Regions from separate parts of the Homo sapiens genome. Here region 2 is linked to region 1. A link is a loop called in an ENCODE intact Hi-C map of the cell type or tissue named here. Cell type or tissue: natural killer cell. All regions are shown on one strand. Links, peaks and the distances in the headings refer to the core of each region. The heading gives the core; the rest is flanking DNA. Region 1 has its middle 280 kb from the start of MIR4444-1. Region 2 holds the start of LOC105373757 (a long non-coding RNA gene).

Region 1 (9,336 bases), core at 669-8,668:
ACAGGTAAGCCATATGTAAAAGAAGCAAACTTCCTTCCTCACATTTCAATCTATTTCAACATTCATCAGGTCCTTCAAAATTTTTGCCAGACTCCAAACCCACTTTTCTAACACCATTCCTTCATATACATCAGCTATGCACATACCAAGTGTTTGCATGTAATACTTCATTGCATCCCCCCTGTGAAGCAGGCATTATTCTCCCCATTTTACAGATAGGCAAACTGGGCCCAGAAACAGATAATTTGCCCAAGCTACTTGTAGATAGAGCTGCCATTTAAACTCAGGTCTCTGCTGTTCCAAACCTATTTTCTTTCTGCTAAATTGCAATACCTCTAACTTGTTAGAATTTTACATAAAACCTTGAAATTCTAAAATATATATATATAAACTTTTTCAAAATTAAAAGCTTTTGCTGTTCAGAAAAAAAATCCTGTTTAGAAAGGCAAGCCAGATTGCAATAATAGATATGCAGTTGAAATACATAAAACATCTTGAAGAAGTTTTTATTAGTATAAATTTGTGAGCATTCAAATTTCTACATATACTTACTATAAAGTCAATGAATAATGAAGCAGTCTTTTTTTTTTTTTTTTTTTTTTTTGAGACAGTCTCGCTCTGTCGCCCAGGCTGGAGTACAGTGGCGCGATCTCGGCTCACTGCAAGCTCCGACTCCGGGGTTCGCGCCATTCTCCTGCCTCAGCCTCCCGAGTAGCTGGGACTACAGGCACCCACCACCACACCCAGCTAATTTTTTGTATTTTTAATAGAGACGGGGTTTCACCGTGTTAGCCAGGATGGTCTCGATCTCCTGACTTCGTGATCCGCCCACCTCAGCCTCCCAAAGCGCTGGGATTACAGGCGTGAGCCACCATGCCGGGCCATGAAGCAGTCTTGATAAACACAGTTGCAACAGACGTATTAACTCCTGCTTCCAACTGATTGCTGTATTTTGTTTAGATTGCATAGAATTGAGACTATCATAATTCACATATATTAACAGATGCAAACAGTAATAGTTTTCTAAAAGCAGTTTGTGATGTCCAGCCACACCTTGATAAAACAGATGACAAAAAAAAAGCTTTATTCTGTTTGCACTAAAAACCTAGTTTACCTGCTTGCACAAGTTGACATGTTAATTATCCACAGTGTGTTAAAAATTGGTATGTGTCACGTTTTAGTGTGCATGTTGTATTTTTTAACTTTTAAGTTGGGGTACATGTGCAGGTTTTTTACATAGGTAAACTCATGTCATGGGAGTTTGTTGTACAGATTATTTTATCACCCAGGTATTAAGCCTAATACACAGTTTTTTTTTTTCTGCTCCTCACCTCCTCCCAGCCTCCACCCTCAAGTAGGCCTCAGTGTCTCTTGTTCCCCTCTTTGTGCCCATGAGTTCTCAATCACTTAGCTACCACTTATAAGTAAGAAAATGCAGTATTTCGTTTTCTGTTCTTGCATTAATTTGCTAAGGATAACGGCCTCCAGTTCCATCCATGTTCCCACAAAAGACATGATCTCATTCTTTTTTATGGCTGCATAGTATTCTATGGTATATATGTGCCACATTCTTCATCCAATCTGTCACTGATGGGCATTTAGTTTGATTCCATGTCTTTGCTATTCTGAATAGTGCTGCAATGAACATTCACATGCATGTGTCTTTATGGTAGAATGATTTACATTCCTCTGGGTATAAACTCAGTAATGGGATTGCTAGGTCAAAAGGTAGTTCTCCTTTTAGCTCTTTCAGGAATTGCCACATTGCTTTTTCCACAATGGTTGAACTAATTTATACTCCCACCAACAGTGTATAAGTGTTCCCTTTTCTCCACAACCTCACCAGCATCTGTTATTCTTTGACTTTTTAATCATAGCCATTCTGATTGGCATGAGATGGTATTTAATTGTGGCTTTGATTTGCATTTATCTAACAATCAGTAATATTGAGCTTTTAAAAATACGGAATGCTTCACGAATTCCATGTCATTCTTGCACAGGGGACATGCTAATCTTCTCTGTATTATTCCAATTTTAGTATATGTGCTGCTGAAGCAAGCACACGTGTTTATAATTTTAGTAGTCATTTAAAATATATTTAATTTTTTAAATAAATTCTTCCTAAATTGATTTGTAAATTCAATGCAATCTCAATCAAAATCCTAGCAGGTTTCTTTGAAGAAATTGAAAAGCAGATGCTAAAATGTATATGGAAATGGAAAGGACCTAGAATAGCCAAAATAATTAGAAAAAGAATAATAAAGGATTTATTATCCTACTTGATTCTAAGACTTACAAGAAAGCTACGATCGTCAAGACAGTGCGGCACTGAGGCAAGGATAGACCTATAGATTCATGGAACAGAATAGAGAGTCCAGAAATAAATCCAAAGTTATATGGTTGATTTTTGACAAAGATGTGAACATAACTAAATTGGAAAATCAGCAAAATAGTGCTGCAACAACTAAATATCTAGAGGGGAAAAAAACAACCTTACAACATATTTTAAAAGCTAACACAAAATACATCATAGGCCTAAACAGTAAGAGCTAACACTATTACATTTCTGGAAGAAAATATAAGAGAAAATATTTGTAACAACAGTTAGGAAAGGCATTTTTAAACAGGACACCAAAAGTACAACTCATAAGGAAAAATATTTATAAACATTTTCAAAAGTAAAAGCTTTTGCTCTTCAGAAAAAAGTGTTAAAAAAGGCAAGCCGGACTGAAATAATAGATATGAAAAACATATCTGACAAAAAGGCTTGTATCCAGAATATATAAAAGATATTTACAACTTAAGAAGGCAAGAGCCCAATAAAATGGGGAAAAGATTTGAAGAGACTCTTTACAAAAGAAGTTATACAAATTCCAATAAGCACATGAAAAGATGATCTACATCACAAATTATGAGGGAAATGTCAATTAGAACCATAATGAGCTACTTACTACGCACTTGAGAATATCAAGGATGGGTGAAGAGGTAGGACAACTTGAACTCTCATACATTGACTGTGTGACAGTATAAAATGGTACTATTTCTTATATAGTTAAACATATACAAGCCATGTGACCCAGCAATCTTTATCCTAGATATTTACCCAAGAGAGATAAAAATGTGTCCACGCAAAACTTTTACATCAATGTTTATAGCAGCATTATTCATAATCGTCAAAACTGAAAGCAACCCAAGTATCTATTAACCAGTGAATGGATAAACAAATTGTGGTATATCCAATGGAGTATTACTATAAAAGCAACAAAATATTAGTACTCTCGACAACATAGGTGAATCTCAAAAATATTATGCTAAGTGAAAAAAGGTAAACACAAAGGGCTACATACTATGATTCTGTCTGTATGAAATTCTAGGAAAGGCAAAACCATAGCAACAAAAAGCAGATCAGTAGTTGGTTGGCTGGGGCCAAGAGCTGGGGGAATATATTGACTGTAGGAGCACAAGGGAACTTCTAGGGTGATGGAAATGTTCTAATTTGATCATGGTGGGGAATGGATTTTTTAAATATACTAGGGATTTGTTTTTCTTTTTAAGGGATTTCTTTTGGAAAAAAAAAAAGTCCTAGAATAAGAACAGAAGCATGTTCTCTTCTGAGAAATAATCCTTAGAAAATAGAAGTTAAGCCAAAATATGTAACATTACCTATGTCTTTTAAAACTTTTCTTGTCCATCTAATTTCCATCTTAAGAAAAATTAGAAATAAATCAATTACACTTTAAATACTTTTGGTACAGTTGAATATGTACAGGACTGCTGAATATTGAATAGGTTCCCAGAGAAACTCTTTGTAACAGAACTTTCCATTTGACCATAGCCCTTAAGGCATTTAAAGACAAGTGAGAAACAGACTGTTTTGGTTCGTTGGTTTGGGTTTTTTTTTCTTTTTTTTTTCATTACTTAGCTTTGTCATCATGCTTTCCTACCACCAGAAGGCATATTTATGACTCATCAGTCAACACCCAGTGTCAGATAACTAGCCATTAACATACTTCACTTGTACTGTGATGAAAATGATATCACAACTTTCAAGAGATCCCCTTGAAGATGAAACTGAAAGAAATGGTGGCCACATGTTGTTTCAAACCTGTATTCGTTACACCTCCTGACTGCATGTCGTGCAAAAGGGCCAAACAGATGTGTAAAAAATAGCTGTTTAACAGGGGGGAAAATACTGTAAAATTGTTTATGGCAGGACAGCGGGTTCTTATAGGCAAAGTAAATTACAAATAGATTTCTCAATTACTTTTTAAAGCCTAGTATTTGATTCTTATATAACAGTCAAAAATCAATTTTGCATGGAATTTATGTGAATGCCTCATTATTAATAAAACAGCGGTTGGCGGCTGCTACTTCCTCCCCACAACAGCAGCACGCAGTGGGGAAGCATTCACGTGCCAGGCTGTGCAATTCTTTATCTTTTTATCCTCTGGTTCAGCATCATAAAAAAGAAAGGGAAGAGATGAATCCCAAGCAAATTTTAGGCATGGGCTTCTGGCAGCACCTATTTCATGGGGGCCTGCTGGTGCCCTGAGAGTACTTGGTGATGGGTGCTGAGGGAAGTCCTCACCCTACTCCCTGCTCATACTGTACCTCGAAGGTCTTTTTTAAAAAAAAAAAAAGTATAATTAAGCAAGTAACTCTAGTTGTTGAAAAAGTCACTGAGCTCTTTCTCTCGCTCTATCCTTAGCATATCCAACCTCGGTACTAGAGTCTACTGACCCTGTGAATTGATTTAAAAGGACTGGCCAGTGGCAATTTTCCCCAGATTGCTTTATTTCTCCAAAATAAAATTATTTATTTTGAAAAGAACTTGCTCCTGACCCAAACATTCTAATAACATAACAAGCATAATTCTCATTCAACAAACAAGAAAATTGAATCCCACTTATGTCTACAGACCATAACAGTCTGCTCCCTACACTGTACTTGATTCATCAAACCATGAACACTCCCCGTTTCCCAAATGAAAAGTGTAGTGTGGTGAGAAAAACCTAGCTTCTCTGGTTAGCCCTCCCTAACCAATTGGATGACTTTAAACAGTTATATCACTGTTTTAGGCCATGTCTGTTAACTGGTAAAATAAGAGAGTTTTCAAAATTATCTGAGGTTTCCTTCAGCTAAGATTTGGCAATGAGAAGAAATCATTGTATTCCCATTACATGTGAAAAGCAAAAAGAAAATTCTATGTTTGGCCAACAACATGGAGAAATGCTTATCTTCAGAGGTTAAATTCAGCTAAACAGTAGCTACCTGCTATTTCTTCTATTGGGTGCATGCCTCAAAAACGCTAACGGGGGAAATGGCAGGGCGATACACTGAGTGCTTACAGCATGTTTCCAGAAACTGATTTATTCTTGATTTGAATCTCTACTATGTGCATAATTACACCTGGTAACTGCAGGCAAGCTGTGGGCAACACTCTTGCCCCCTTAGTATTTGTGTCAGCAGTTAATTAGGAATGCAGTGCTAATACAGTCTTTAAACCAACCCCAAAAAGCTGTAGTAAAATCTAGTTTAACAAACAGACATGCATATCAGATGACTCCTTGCAGATACAGAATACCAAGAGTTTATTTACCAATGAAAATCCATGGTAGGTAAGATCTGATCCATGGGTTTGTTTGCTTTTGGGTTTTTGGAGACAGATTCTCGCTCTGTTGCCCAGGTTGGAGTATAGTGACGTGATCTCGGCTCACTGCAACCTCTGCCTCCCGGGTTCAAGCAATTCTCCTGCTTCAGCCTCCTGAGTAACTGGGACTACAGACGTGCACTACCATGCCTGGCTAATTTTTGTATTTTTAGTAGAGACAGGGTTTTGCCATGTTGGCCAGGCTGGTCTCGAACTCCTGACCTCAAGTGATCCACCTGCCAAAGTGCTGGGATTCCAGGTGTGAGCCACCACACCCAGCCCCCACAGGTTTGTTTTTAAGAATTGGATTTGATATACTATTGAGAAACAAAGTGGCTTAAATATATCAATTTATTCAGAGTTTTTAAAAACAATGACTTTTTCTTTTATTCTTCTGCTAATTATTTACATGATTAATCTGACTTAACATATCTTCATTGAGAATCACACAGTTGATCCAACTAAAATTAGTATTATTTTAGGGACAAGAATGAAGGATACATTTTTTTTCCTGTTAAGTCAAATTCACATTTGGGTTTTGTTGTGCATATACTGTTAATAATGCAAAGAGAAACTTGTTCACTATGGTTGATTGCATAACAGGCCCCCATCCTGTACCCCTACCTATAGCCACGCCCTTTGCCCTATGACTTTGCAGTTGCTTTCACTACAGAGGCAAATCTGTTTTCCATCTGGGCTTGGACACATGACTTGCTTGGGCCAATAGAATGAGATGGATCGGACAGATGTTCCAGCTCCAGGCCCAGGCCTTGAGGTCCCGCTTTCTGCTTGTTCTCTCCTATTTCTGCCATTACCATGAAGAGGACACGCCTGTGTTACCGGTGGTCACAGGGAAAGGAGGACAGACGTGTGGAACAAAGCAGTCACTCCACATAAGCCCAAACTAGGTGAACCAGCACTGAGACTCAAGAGGGAGCTTAGGCGATAAGATATAGAAGAAAACCCGTCCTTGCAGATACAGAAGAAAACCCGTCTACTGTTACATGTCACTGAGATGCTGTGGCTGTTCACTATGTGCCAATTTTAGAGCAACAGGTTACTAGTATACTGACCTTTTCAAATACTACCTGATATTTATGATGATGCCGATGTTGCCAAATCTCTTCCAAAAAAGTGACCATCTGTCTTTTCCCATCTTTATTAACATGAGTGCCAGATTGATTCCAAGTTACAGTTGTATTCTTTTGGGTGAACAATCTTCCTCATGTTCTCTCAGGGTTTTAGGTGAGAAGTTGTCCAATTTTGGTGTGCCCAGAATCACCTAGAGGGCTTCTTAAAACACACATTGCTGGGCCCCACCTCCAGGAGTTCCTGATTCAATTCATCTGGGATCAGCCTGGGCCTGAGAATGTGCAGTTCTCACACGTGCCTGGGTGGTGCTGATGCTGCTTCTAGGACCACGTTGTGAGAACCACTCGCTTATTAGGCCAGGAAGGGTTAAGCACAACGTCGTCGGTTCACATACCCATCTGTGTTTTCCCAAGGCACATTTTCCATCACCTTCTCCAGCTGACCAATAAATGAGTGGGGCCAGAGCCAAGATTCCACAGCCTTCCAGATGAGTTCCCTCTGGAAGAGGCAGTCTCTGCTGCAAACGGCAGAGTTACCAATCCACACAGCAGGGATTCAGCATCACCTTTTGCCCTGAACTTACAGTTATCCCAATAGTTTGGGAAACTTCCTGGCTTGCACCCAAGATAACCTGATTGAGGAGGTTAAAAGAAAGTTCACAGTTCTTCTCAGTGTCCACCTGAAAGCATTTGTTCTTAAATTCTTCATCTTAGGATTCATGGGTTTTACTGTCAGGGAAAAATCTTCACCCCATCTATTTAAATGTGTGCAATCAATTTCCCTCTCAAATCCCCACGGCAGGTATTCTGATTTCTTCCCACTTGCTGTGCAGTGATCCCCCACTGGGAAAGCAGAACAGCTTTTGCTCATGGTGAAGCTCAACGCCGCCTGGTTTTTTTGTTTTTGTTTTGTTTTTGTTTTTGTTTTTCAATGATTTAAGTTAAATTTGAACTCAGACACTTGCACATGGCTCCTCAGTATCAGCCAGAGTTGGCGGGAAACTGGGTCCTCTGAGCAATCTTTATGTTCAGTGCTGCCTCAGAAAATTACACCAAATTAAAAAGCTGCCCCTTGAAATTTAACGTTTTTAAGATGCAATAGGGAAATAGTAAGCAATTATAATGAACTGGCCAGCCTGCTTTACCTTTCACATCCTCTTTTTTTTTTCCTTTTTTTCTTTTTAATAAAGCATGGTTTTCATCTGCTAACTGCTTCACTATTCTAACTCAATGGTTGTGCTTTGAAGAAGGGCAGGGTTGCCCTAGAGGTGTGTAAGCACTTGCCCAGGGGCCTGGGGAATGTCTGGCACTTTTCTGCTCATAGTATGGGGTAGTGGGAATATTTCCAATCTGTTTTATGGAAGTAGTTTCACTCTATTTTGAGAATCTTTTTATTTTGCAAAGAATTTTCATAAGAAACTCAATGCTCAATTACTATCAAGCACTATTTTGCCTATAATCAGGTTGTACACTATTTGACATGTTTAAAGTGTTGTTTTCATGCAATAGATATGTATCAAGCATGTACTATGGGTAGGCATTGTGCCAGGCAATTTGGATACAAAGAGGAAAATATCCTCTCTTTGTTTTCAAAGTGCTTATAACTATTTTGATGAAACAGACACCAAAATGAATACTCATTCCTGCCTTCATTCAACACACACTGTGCCTATTATGTTCTAGGTACAGTGCTTACTGTACAGTATAGCACAAACAATAAAAAGGGTAGACTTGGTTCCTGCTCAATGTGTAATCTTGTAAGAAAGTCAGACAGCTACCCCCAAAAACTGTGATAAATGTTACGTCGTCAGACAAACATGTGGCAAGAGCATGAGGCAGGAGATCTTGTCTATGAAGTATGGAGATAGCTTTAGGAAGAAGTAACAAATTAAAACGTGAAAATACAAAACAGGAAGCTGAGAAAGGAGGAAGGAAGAAGAAAAAGCTCTATAAGGGCTCAAAGGTTGGAGAGGATTGATACTGAATTGAATAAAAAATTGAGAAAACTTCAGTTTGATGAGAAAGCATGAAGGAGGGATCTATAAGAGATGAGAATGAAAAGACAGGAGCGGGGCATATTTAGGGGTTTGGACTTAACCCTAATGGTGATGTGCAGTCATTTAAAGGTTTCACCCAGAAGAGTGACATGAGGTTTGGGTTTAAGTGCAATAGTTTAGGGTACAAGTTAATACTACAGTCACTCCTCATTATTTGCAGATTCCATATTTGCAAAGTTTCCTACTCACTAACATTTACTTGTTACCCCCAAATCAACACTCATGGCACTTTCAAGATCTTTTGACAAAAAGTTTAAGTTGCCCAGAAAGCACCTTTTCAGTTGAAATTGAACAAGGTAACAGTCTGCCTTTGTGTCTCCAGTCTCATACTGTAAAGTGTTCTTTTTGTGGTCTGTTTAGTATCACATTTCTTCACATTTTTGTGCTTTGTATTGGTGATTTCACTCTTTAAATGACCCCTAAACACAGTGCTAAAGTGCTGTCTAATGTTCACAAGAGCAACAAGGCTGTGATGTGCCTTATAAAGAAAGTTCATGTGTCAGATAAGTTTCTTTCAGGCATGAGTTATGGTGCCGTT
Region 2 (9,336 bases), core at 689-8,688, 80 kb before region 1:
GTGACAGGTGTGTATAAAGAACATTCTTCATTAGAAATACCAATAATAAATATTTCTAAGCTCCAAATTGGCTTCAAGAAGGCATGAAAATCTATAGAAGGGTTAAAATAAGCTTTGGACTCATTGTACGGTTTTTTCAATTCTTTGTAAACTGTTAGCCTCAGGTTTCTTAGAGTTGAAAAACCCATGGAATAAATACAATCAGAAGATACTCCCTTTCCTTTTTTCTCTTCTCCATTTTATCACCTGCAATAAATAGCCAATCATATTATAGCATATTCATCTATGAAAGATAGCTAGACAGAAATATGAGCTACCACATTTTTCTTGAACCCATTTCCCATATTCTGACATTTCAAACATTTGCCAACACCCAGTGGCTCCGCCAGTTTTATCAATAATATAAAAATGAAGAAAGTTAAACTAAATTAAAAACAAAAAAACTCAACTCTAGAGGACTACAGACAATATTTCTCACCCTGCTTTTAAATTAAGGCTTTGTTTGTCCAATGTCGGCCTCAACTCCTCCTTCTGGGACTGGAGGAGATACCAATAAGTGACCTTGATATGGAGGAAGAGTACCCAGACTTCTATCACCATAGCCAGACAGATTATCGTGCCTCAGTTTTCTTATAAAGACAAATGTTCCTAATAAAATCCTAAAGGGTACTATGAGAGGATGGGTACAAACCCACTTTGGGAACCAGAGCTTCCCAGCCCTACCATGGTGACTCCAGCCTTTCCTGACTCCCTGCCTAGCCTTCCACAGGTTGTGTCCACAGGATAGAATGCCCCAGAAGCCTGTTTGGTTGAAAGTTGGGTGGGGGGAGGGGCATGTTGACAGGCAAGAGGCAGTTAATTCAGCTGCAACTCAACCAGAGCACCCGAACTATCCCTCTGGGGTAGGAAGAGGGGGGCATGGGCTCCTTTAATGACCCCAGATAGTCAGGACCTCTGTTTTATGTCTTATCGCAATTACAGCGAGACCAGGCCCGGTAAGTCGAAGCAGCTGCAGGGCCACATGCACATTAACTACGGATGTGCTGCCCCTTCAGATCTCGCCTGCACAGGCACTCCCCCCACCCCCCACTGGGCCAAATCCATTTCTTTGAAGCATTATATACAAAAGCCACTTCTCGGAAATTCTGACTTACTTTTGAAAGATGCTATATACTTACTCTTCACCACTTTGAGACACTGGCTAATGATACTCATAGAAAAACATTAGCCAGTCCCCTGTATAAATGGGCTATTTCTAATGAGAAAGTTTCTACAGTAGAAAACATCTCATGGTGTCTCCTGCCATTGTGGGGTGGTTTCCTAAGCAACCTCACTAGCGTCTACCAGCAGGCATTATTCCATCAGGTCCTTGCCCTGCCTCACCTCCACACTCTCTTAGCTCTTCAACAAACCTGTCCTGACTCCAACGTGGAGATGCTGGGAACACAGCCATGAGAGATTCTGACAAGTCTTGACTTCATTCAGCTTCCCAGTCAAGGGACAATTAATTACCGTGATGTGGAGTGAGTGTGCAGGAAATTAGAACCTTATTAACAGTGACAATATGGTTCTCAGGACAAACACATAGAGCCCATCTTCACTTCATAAGGGAAGCTTTAGAAGGGTAAAGATGGCTTTTGAACCACTTTGGCTAAAAAGGAATGTGTAGTTTTCTAAACCCAGATATGATTCCTACCTATAACCTTGGAAATTTACCAGGTTAAAGAATGAATCTAAATGTGAAATTCTGCCACCTTAGAATAGAGCAAGGACTGGATTTTGTTAGGTCCTGCATCCAGTTAACAATTTCTTTATAAGTTGTATTCCTGAAATTCATTAGGAAGTAGTATTTGGGGTTTCAGAATGTGTGTTTCCATTAAACAGGTGTCATGGTAGCATTTCATTTTATTTGTTCAGCAATTATTTGCATAGGCTTCCCTAAATAAATAATAGGTCTTAACCCATTAAACCCTCATTGGAACCCTGTGAAGCAGATGCCTTTCTTATCCCCATTTGCAGATGAGGAAGCTGAACATTGAGAGGTTAAGTAACTTCCACAGGGTCACACAGCAGATGAAAGTAGCAATTTCCACAGGATCCTTGCTAAGCTGTCTAGGCATCAGCTTGCCAGGGAAGCTCTCTGAGAACAACACTCTGAACAGCCCATTCCTATCCTCAAGGCTGCTCCAACTCTGCTACCTGCTGGGAATAATCTGATCTGGACCCTATGTCCAGGGCAAACACTGCTCCATGCCAGGAGGAGCAGCAGATCTTGAATGCTGACACTTGCAGGTTCCCTGAAGCCAGGGAAGGAAGATACAAAGCAGAGTCCATCCCCTGTGGCTCCTTGACCCTAGGCTTTTGGGAAGAGACTCTTATGCCAAAAGAGATCTCAGGGAAGACAAAATCTCATAATTGGGGGTGCCTAATCCCTTTCCCCAGCCAATCTGCAAGAGCCATTGCTTCAGAGTTGGGCAGCTGAACAGCCAGAGTGGGCTGGAGGTGGAAGGGTGCAGCTGGGCTCACACCCATATTGGCCGTCAAATGCCAGGGTCCTCTGGACCACAGCACCCCATCTGCATCAGGAGGTACACAGCAGTGGGGTTTTGACTAGGAAAGGAAAAGCACCAGTTTCTTTCCCAGGAGTCCAGATACATGTAACTCTGACCCTAGTGTGGTAGACACCATTAGTCTAATTCCCATGCATTTGATGGAGAGCTGCCCTTAAAACACAGGCAGTAGGCATTTACAGTTTTGCACCACTAAATGAACCACCTGCCGTTGTCATAACAGAAGGAATAAACATTCAAGACAAAATGCAGGTGAAAGCTATTTTCAAGGGTAACAAAGTAAGCTCTCCAAGACGGGAAGTGTTCAAGCATCACTTGGCCCAGACGTGATAGAGGGAATTCAGATATCTAGGTGGTTCAACTAGATCAATGCTTTCCAAATGTAGACATTCACCACGATCTCCTGGGGAACTTTGAAAAGAAAATACATTTTGTCAGGTCCAATGCCATATGGTAAGATTCATTAGGTCTGGAGTGAGACTTAAGGAATCTGTAAGTTTCACAAAACTGACAGTGATTCTAGAGCTCACCAGGACAAGGAATATTTGGACAGGATGACCTCTGTGATTCTGTTAGAGAGTCTGTGATTTCTTACCAAGGCTCTGGGCCTCACCTACCACAAATTTACAGGTTGAAAAATGCCTGTGTAGATTGCTTGTCATTGGGGAATAGTTTTTACCCCCCACACAATGCAGTGGTGTGCATATTTGCTGATGTTTTCCCCCCAAAGCATGTGAGAATGAATCATTATTGAAACAATTTACTTTCAGTTAGTGCATGAATGCCTTCCCATGATTCTCTGATGCTTTGTTTGTCCTCCTATAAAAATTATTTATGACCCAAGTGTGCTCTTTTAAATCAGAATACTTATTTCTGAAATCAAAGCTCTAGCATGCTAATGCGAGTAGAAACCTTGATAATTTTTCAAAGCCATGTTGAATATTCAAAAGCTGGAACTGAAGGAAAGGAGTTAACATTAATTAATATTTGAAGCACTAAAATAAAAGCAACAGTGAAGCTAATTTTGCAGGACAATTAATCATGAGTCTTGCTAATTACACATGGGATTTTGCAAATGATTTTTTTCTCAGGTAGCAAAGTAAAAATGATAATCCGCTACCCATCAAAATCATTGGCTTCTCACCAATGTCCCCAGCAAGAGCAATTAGTGGAAACAGCAGAGCCCTAGTAATTGCATGTCAAGAGAGGAGAATGTTAGAATTTTAATTGCTCTAAATAAAGACCACTTGCTCATATATACACCTGATGGTCCAAAACAGCTCTGCAAGCCAGAGCAAGTATGCCACCACTTCCAGGTGCCCGCATAAAAATAACTCTTTGGGAACAGTATTCTCCCAGCAACCCATGCAGTTTCTGGAAGAAAATATCAATATGCATTCACATTCTGAACTGCAGTGTCATCACTTGAATATAAGAAGTGCAAAAAAAAAAAATCACCCACTTGGGAAAATGTGCATATTCTTTATATTTGCCAAATATTTATTGCTGACATTTTTTTGAAGAACTTTAACTATCTACAAGGTGCCAAGGGCTTCAAATTTACTGAATTTTAGGATCCCCAATAAAATGTTTTTAACAAGACATCTCAAGAGGGCATAAAATAAAAAATTACCATATTCATGAGTGTAAGCCTCTAAGATTGCAATGCTATAAACTGGATGTTTATAATTTGCTTGTGGCTTTCTTAATTAAAAACTGGTAATTAGAAACTCAAGTACTATTTTTACACTTCATCTTCTACACTTTACATGCTACTGTTACTTTTCAGTTTAATATATGTACACATGGATGCACACAATTGCAAATGATCAATAATATTTAACTGTGTGTCTAAAACCTAAATGATGATGGATACATTTAAATATTGCTTTCCAGGAGATTATTATTCCAATGGCCATGTCGTGGCTTAAACACTTAGTTTAAACAAAACAGCTACCATTTTTTGCTCTTCCCAACATGCATCATTTACTCTCATTTTTAAGCTGAATTGCTGAATTGCCTTCCAAGTACTTCTAGTATCTATTGTCTCCCAGACTAGCCTTGCATCTTTTAAGTGCACCATATTGAGGTGCTAAACCACCAAGCACTTCCTGCTGTTAGCTTTGTGGGCTGAGTGTTAGGTGCAGAGCAGTAACCTTAACTTACCACCATATCGTCTTTGCACATCCAAAGTTTTGTGCATGTTTTACTATACCAGAACCACCTAAAATCAACAAGCAGGACGTAGGGAGTGCTGCTTCCTTTGCTGAATTACCAGCAGATCACAGGTGTGTACCTGACCCCCGGAGGTGATCCAGGTAATAACACTAGGATGGTGATTTAAAGGGTTAGAAGCTTTTCCACAGAAGGTAGTCCTTGAATTCTATCATTTTGCAAATATTGCTCATGAATGGCAACTTACTTACCGGCCTCCTTAAGTGGTTGCTTTTTATTTGTATTATGTTTTAAAGTAGAAAACTTTGAAGATGGTTGTTTTTCTGTCAAAGCACAGCCATTATGCCATCCTCAAGTTAGAATTTCTTCATCAGGTTATTATATATGCATATCTCATGAGACTTTAACCCTCTCCCTGCTCTTTTTTCAAATATCAATTTAGGGCCAAAAAAAGGTGAGTCAGAACAATCATTATTTATTTAGAAGCATTTTACCAAGACACAAAGAACACGCTACCCACTTTTGTAGCAAGATTTTTTAAGAGGACATAGCATAAAATGACAAAAATAAATAAATAAATAAAGCCATAAGCAGAGCAAAGCCTATTGGGTAGGATAGCATCTACGTCTCAAGTGACATGAGAGAATCTGGTGTAAATTATAAGATGATTGATTAGAAAAAAAAAATATTTGGCCAGGTGCTGTGGCTCATGCCTGTAATCCTAGCACTTTGGGAGGCCAAGGCAGGTGGATCATGAGGTCAGGAGTTCGAGACCATCCTGGCCAACATGGTGAAACCCCATCTCTACAAAATTAGCCAGGTGTGGTGGTGGGCGCCTGTAGTCCCAACTACTCAGGAGGCTGAGGCAGGAAAATCACTTGAACCTGGGAGGCAGAGGTTGCAGTGATCTGAGATCGCACCACTGCACTCCAACCTGGGCAACAGAGCAACACTCCATCAAAAAAAAAAAAAAAAGAAAGGAAGGAAGAGAAAGAAAGAGATTTTGTACAGATCAAGATTGCAAGGACACACTATTATTCTAAAGGGCAAAAGGAGTAAAGCACAGGATTCTGAAAGCTTCTTTCTTGCAGCATCTAAAATGCTCGTGTAGACATTGTTTCCCAAGCTGTCTGGCGTTAACATCAGGAGACTGCCAAAGTGCTATTTATATTGCTGCTCATGGCTGGGTGGGAGAAGGACAAAGAAGCTTTTTGGTCAAAATGTATAATTTCCCAACATTAAGTGTTTATAAAAGGGTGTTGTAGTAATAAGGGGTTAGGTGTGCCAATAGCTTCTAAATCAAGGGCCACACTAATCAGAGTGAACTTGGCATAAGTACTAATAGATTATAGCTACCCATTAAGGGAACAGAGTAGATCTTGGCTTAACCTTTGCCCCACAAACTCCCAGGACCTTTTGTGGTTTTTCCTGACTATAGTATCTGCAGACATCTTGGTAATTTTTAACACGGTGGCAGACTTCCATTGTAATAAAGCTCAATTATATTGGCCCTTTGATGGAGTTTATGGTGCCACATCAATTAAATGAGGCAGAGAGAGACAGTGAGCAGACCTTCCATCACCCATCATTTGGGAAGAGATTTGCAGTAAAAGAATAAATTTTGTGCACACATATCAACTTAACATTAAAGAAAAAATGATAAGTACAAGTAACAAAGAAAGAAAGGGGAGAACAGAAAGAAAATGATGAAGCTGAATGACTCGCTTACACTTTTGAGTTTCAGTTGCCACCTCTGCTGTTGGACCAAACTAGGGGCTCTTAAATCTGGGTTTTCTCAATCCCCTGTAGGATCCGCTAATGGGCTTGATGATACCCGTGAGTTCCCTGAAATTATGGGCCAAATATTGTGTCTGCACATATACATATTTTTCTGGGTTCAGCTTTATAGCTTTTATGAGATTCTCAAAAAAGATCATAAGCCAGATAACGATAAAAACTACTAGAAAAAATAGTTGTGTAGGCCTTTGCTACTTCTAATCTTATAAGGAACAATTTGGTAATCCCATTTCTAAATAAAGTCTGCTCCAAGTGACTCTGTTATGTCCAAAGAATCCCAAGGTTCGAAATTTGTTTTCATTGTATCATTTAATATAATTGCCTTCTGTGGTTGGCACGCATCTAGAAATTCAAGATCCCTCAGCAAACACTTCACAAGGTTTCACTTTAGTCTTTGCTGTTCAACCTTCCTTCAGTGCAGTATTGAACTGAGCTATATCAATAACCACAAAAGGAAGAAAACGGAGCTGAACCTTTTCCTCCATAGCCAGCTGAGCCACTTGAATGTCTCTAGGGCCTGAACAGTAATAGCTCTTTTATGAATTGGTTACACCTTTGGAGTTAGTGAGTTTGGCTGAAGTTAGCTGTTACTGTTATTATACCAACATTGCAAATTTTGTCTAGTTCCCTGTTGAAAATGAGCTGTTACTCTGGGCTTCACACTGGACAGTCTTTCTGGGCTCTATGTTCTCAAGGTTTCTTCAGCTTACATGTTATAGACTTTTAAAGGAATTCTGAAATCAAAGATGACCTATATCTATTAAAAAATAAAAGGAAAGGGAATTCGGGAAGCTGAAAAGAACTGACCAAATATGTGAATGGACAGGCAGCCTGGAATTAGCCAGAAATGACCCTCCAAGCATATCTGACAGAATGATGTGAAAGCATACAACATGAATTATTCAAAATAATTAGAGACAGCACTAAGGGTGTTTGCTCTGATAGGGCCATAGTGGAATTTGAAGGGGAAATCAAGGCAGCCAGAGAGAAGCAGGTAATAAACCACTTGGATTCTTAAATGGCAGGCCCTAATTTTTTCAATGTAAACATGGAGGTGTCTGTTTCCTGAATTGTAAATTGAAGAGGTTATCTAAACAGCTCTCTTTAGCATTACCACCCTGGGAGTAAGTCACCAAAGATGCTAAAAATTATACTGCTCCTGGAAAGATATGAAAACAGTTTTTCATGCAGTTTGTACAATGACATGTTATAGAAGGAGGAAAGAAATGTAAGCAGGATACAATAAGATGTTCAAGCAGAGTGGTCTTCTCTCACTCTGGACCCTCACAATTCCCAGCTAGGCAGGACCGGGCATGTTCAGTATTTGGTTTGCTATTGAACAAGAACACTTAGGTATTGCAGGGAAGAATTGCCATTTAGTACAGGTTTAGTGATCTCGAATTCCTATGATCTAGTACACCCACATGAAAGTACATACACGAAAATGTGGCATTTTCCTCTGCAAAACTTTGTATGCTGACCCAAATAAAATAAAGCTATTAGGCTATTAGTAGTTGACCTTGGGGGGAGTCAAAAGTTATATATGGATTTTTTACTATACCAGGGGTCAGCACCCCAATTCCCACATTATTCGAGGGTCAATTGTACACTGTGTCTGTTAAGGCAAAAGCAGCCTCTCTATAATTATGTCTGAGACTTGGGGTGGGATATTGGTGAGCTGCTCTAGGGCGCAGGGTTAGGCCCTTCACAGGGGAGATGGAGGATGCCTTGGGCCACCTACACGGGCCAGGCCTGTGCTGCCATCACTCCCTTTCCTCCCTAGCTACATGATTGTCCTAGGGCCATGAATAAAGGCCCAGGTGCCTTTAAAGCAGCCAGGCCCTGCCTTTCAATGAAAACAGACTTTGTTAACAGTGCCGAAGAGCGATAAAAGAAAGAGAGAAGACAGAAACATGGACCTAAGAGCTGTTTGGACACAGAAGGAAGAACCCTGATGATCCAGCATTCTTTGTCTTTTCATTTCCAAAAGGTATCATCTTCAGAAATTAAAAAAACCCTTTCTTTCTTTCTTCCTTTATGCAGTAAAGGAGGTCAACCTGAGCCACATCATCATCTTTCCAGCCATTATTCACTCCCTCTTCCTTCTGTCCCCTGAACAAAACATACACATCTTCTCTTGTCCAATGTCAACTTGTCCTTCTTGGGAGCTCTCATCTTAGAAACAGCTGTTTCCTGTCTCCACCCATACTTCTGTTTCTCTTCTCTCTGGCTTTCTAAACAAGCTGTTGACCTATTTTCAAATGGAGGGCACTTAGAAGACACAGAGGAAGAAAGAGGAGCAAAAGAGTTCAGGTCACCAAGAAGAAATGACCAAATAACGGTGTTCACAGAGACCTCCACCAACATCTATAAAGGCCCCATTCCCAAAAGACCTTAAGCACCATCACAGTGCAGATTTGAGGCTTGTATCTAATAGTCTCTCTTCCCCTCTCACAAACTGTAAAACTGGTTGAGATGCCTCAACATGCTATGTACAATTCTTCACTAGGAGCTACCCTCTGATTTAAAAGATACATTTTTTCTCTTTCTGGTTTTCCAGATAATGGATTAAATTTTCATATTTTCCCCTTCACTCTTCCAGGGATTATCTGGTCAGTGAAATCTTTATAAAGCATTTACAATAGTGCAGAATTTTGTGTGGCAGTTTAAGTAAGTGTGCACCCTATGAGGTATGTATGCAATCAGTCAAAATGAATTTTTTTATCAGAGATGTACAAAGATCTCAAAGCATTTTATAATTATATCATGTTTTGAGATGGTGAGTAAAATTGTG

Evidence for each region. Peaks named below come from ENCODE experiments on the same cell type or tissue, not always from the same donor. Only the 100,000 strongest peaks of a DNase experiment are listed, where the experiment ranks them.
Region 2: it touches region 1 in a loop (8-fold over the local background); 2 of 110 quality-filtered maps call a loop at or near these places.

What each region holds. Positions count from the first base shown.
Region 1 is chr2:176,928,029-176,937,364 of GRCh38, forward strand. It overlaps the pseudogene RNU6-187P. Among named protein-coding and RNA genes, the nearest start is that of MIR4444-1, 280 kb to the right of the region's middle. RefSeq lists enhancers at 3,872-4,171, 7,722-7,821. In natural killer cell, for the core only: no CTCF peak of the experiment used is centred there; DNase peaks (open chromatin) are centred at 4,043 and 4,383; H3K27ac peaks cover 927 bases.
Region 2 is chr2:176,848,097-176,857,432 of GRCh38, forward strand. It overlaps LOC105373757 (a long non-coding RNA gene), which reads right to left and starts at 1,307. Exons shown (of 4, transcript NR_187998.1): 1 at 1,179-1,307. LOC105373756 (a long non-coding RNA gene) reads left to right here and starts at 1,437. Exons shown (of 6, transcript XR_923603.3): 1 at 1,437-1,523; 2 at 8,418-8,532; 3 at 9,145-9,232. In natural killer cell, for the core only: no CTCF peak of the experiment used is centred there; a DNase peak (open chromatin) is centred at 4,695; H3K27ac peaks cover 849 bases.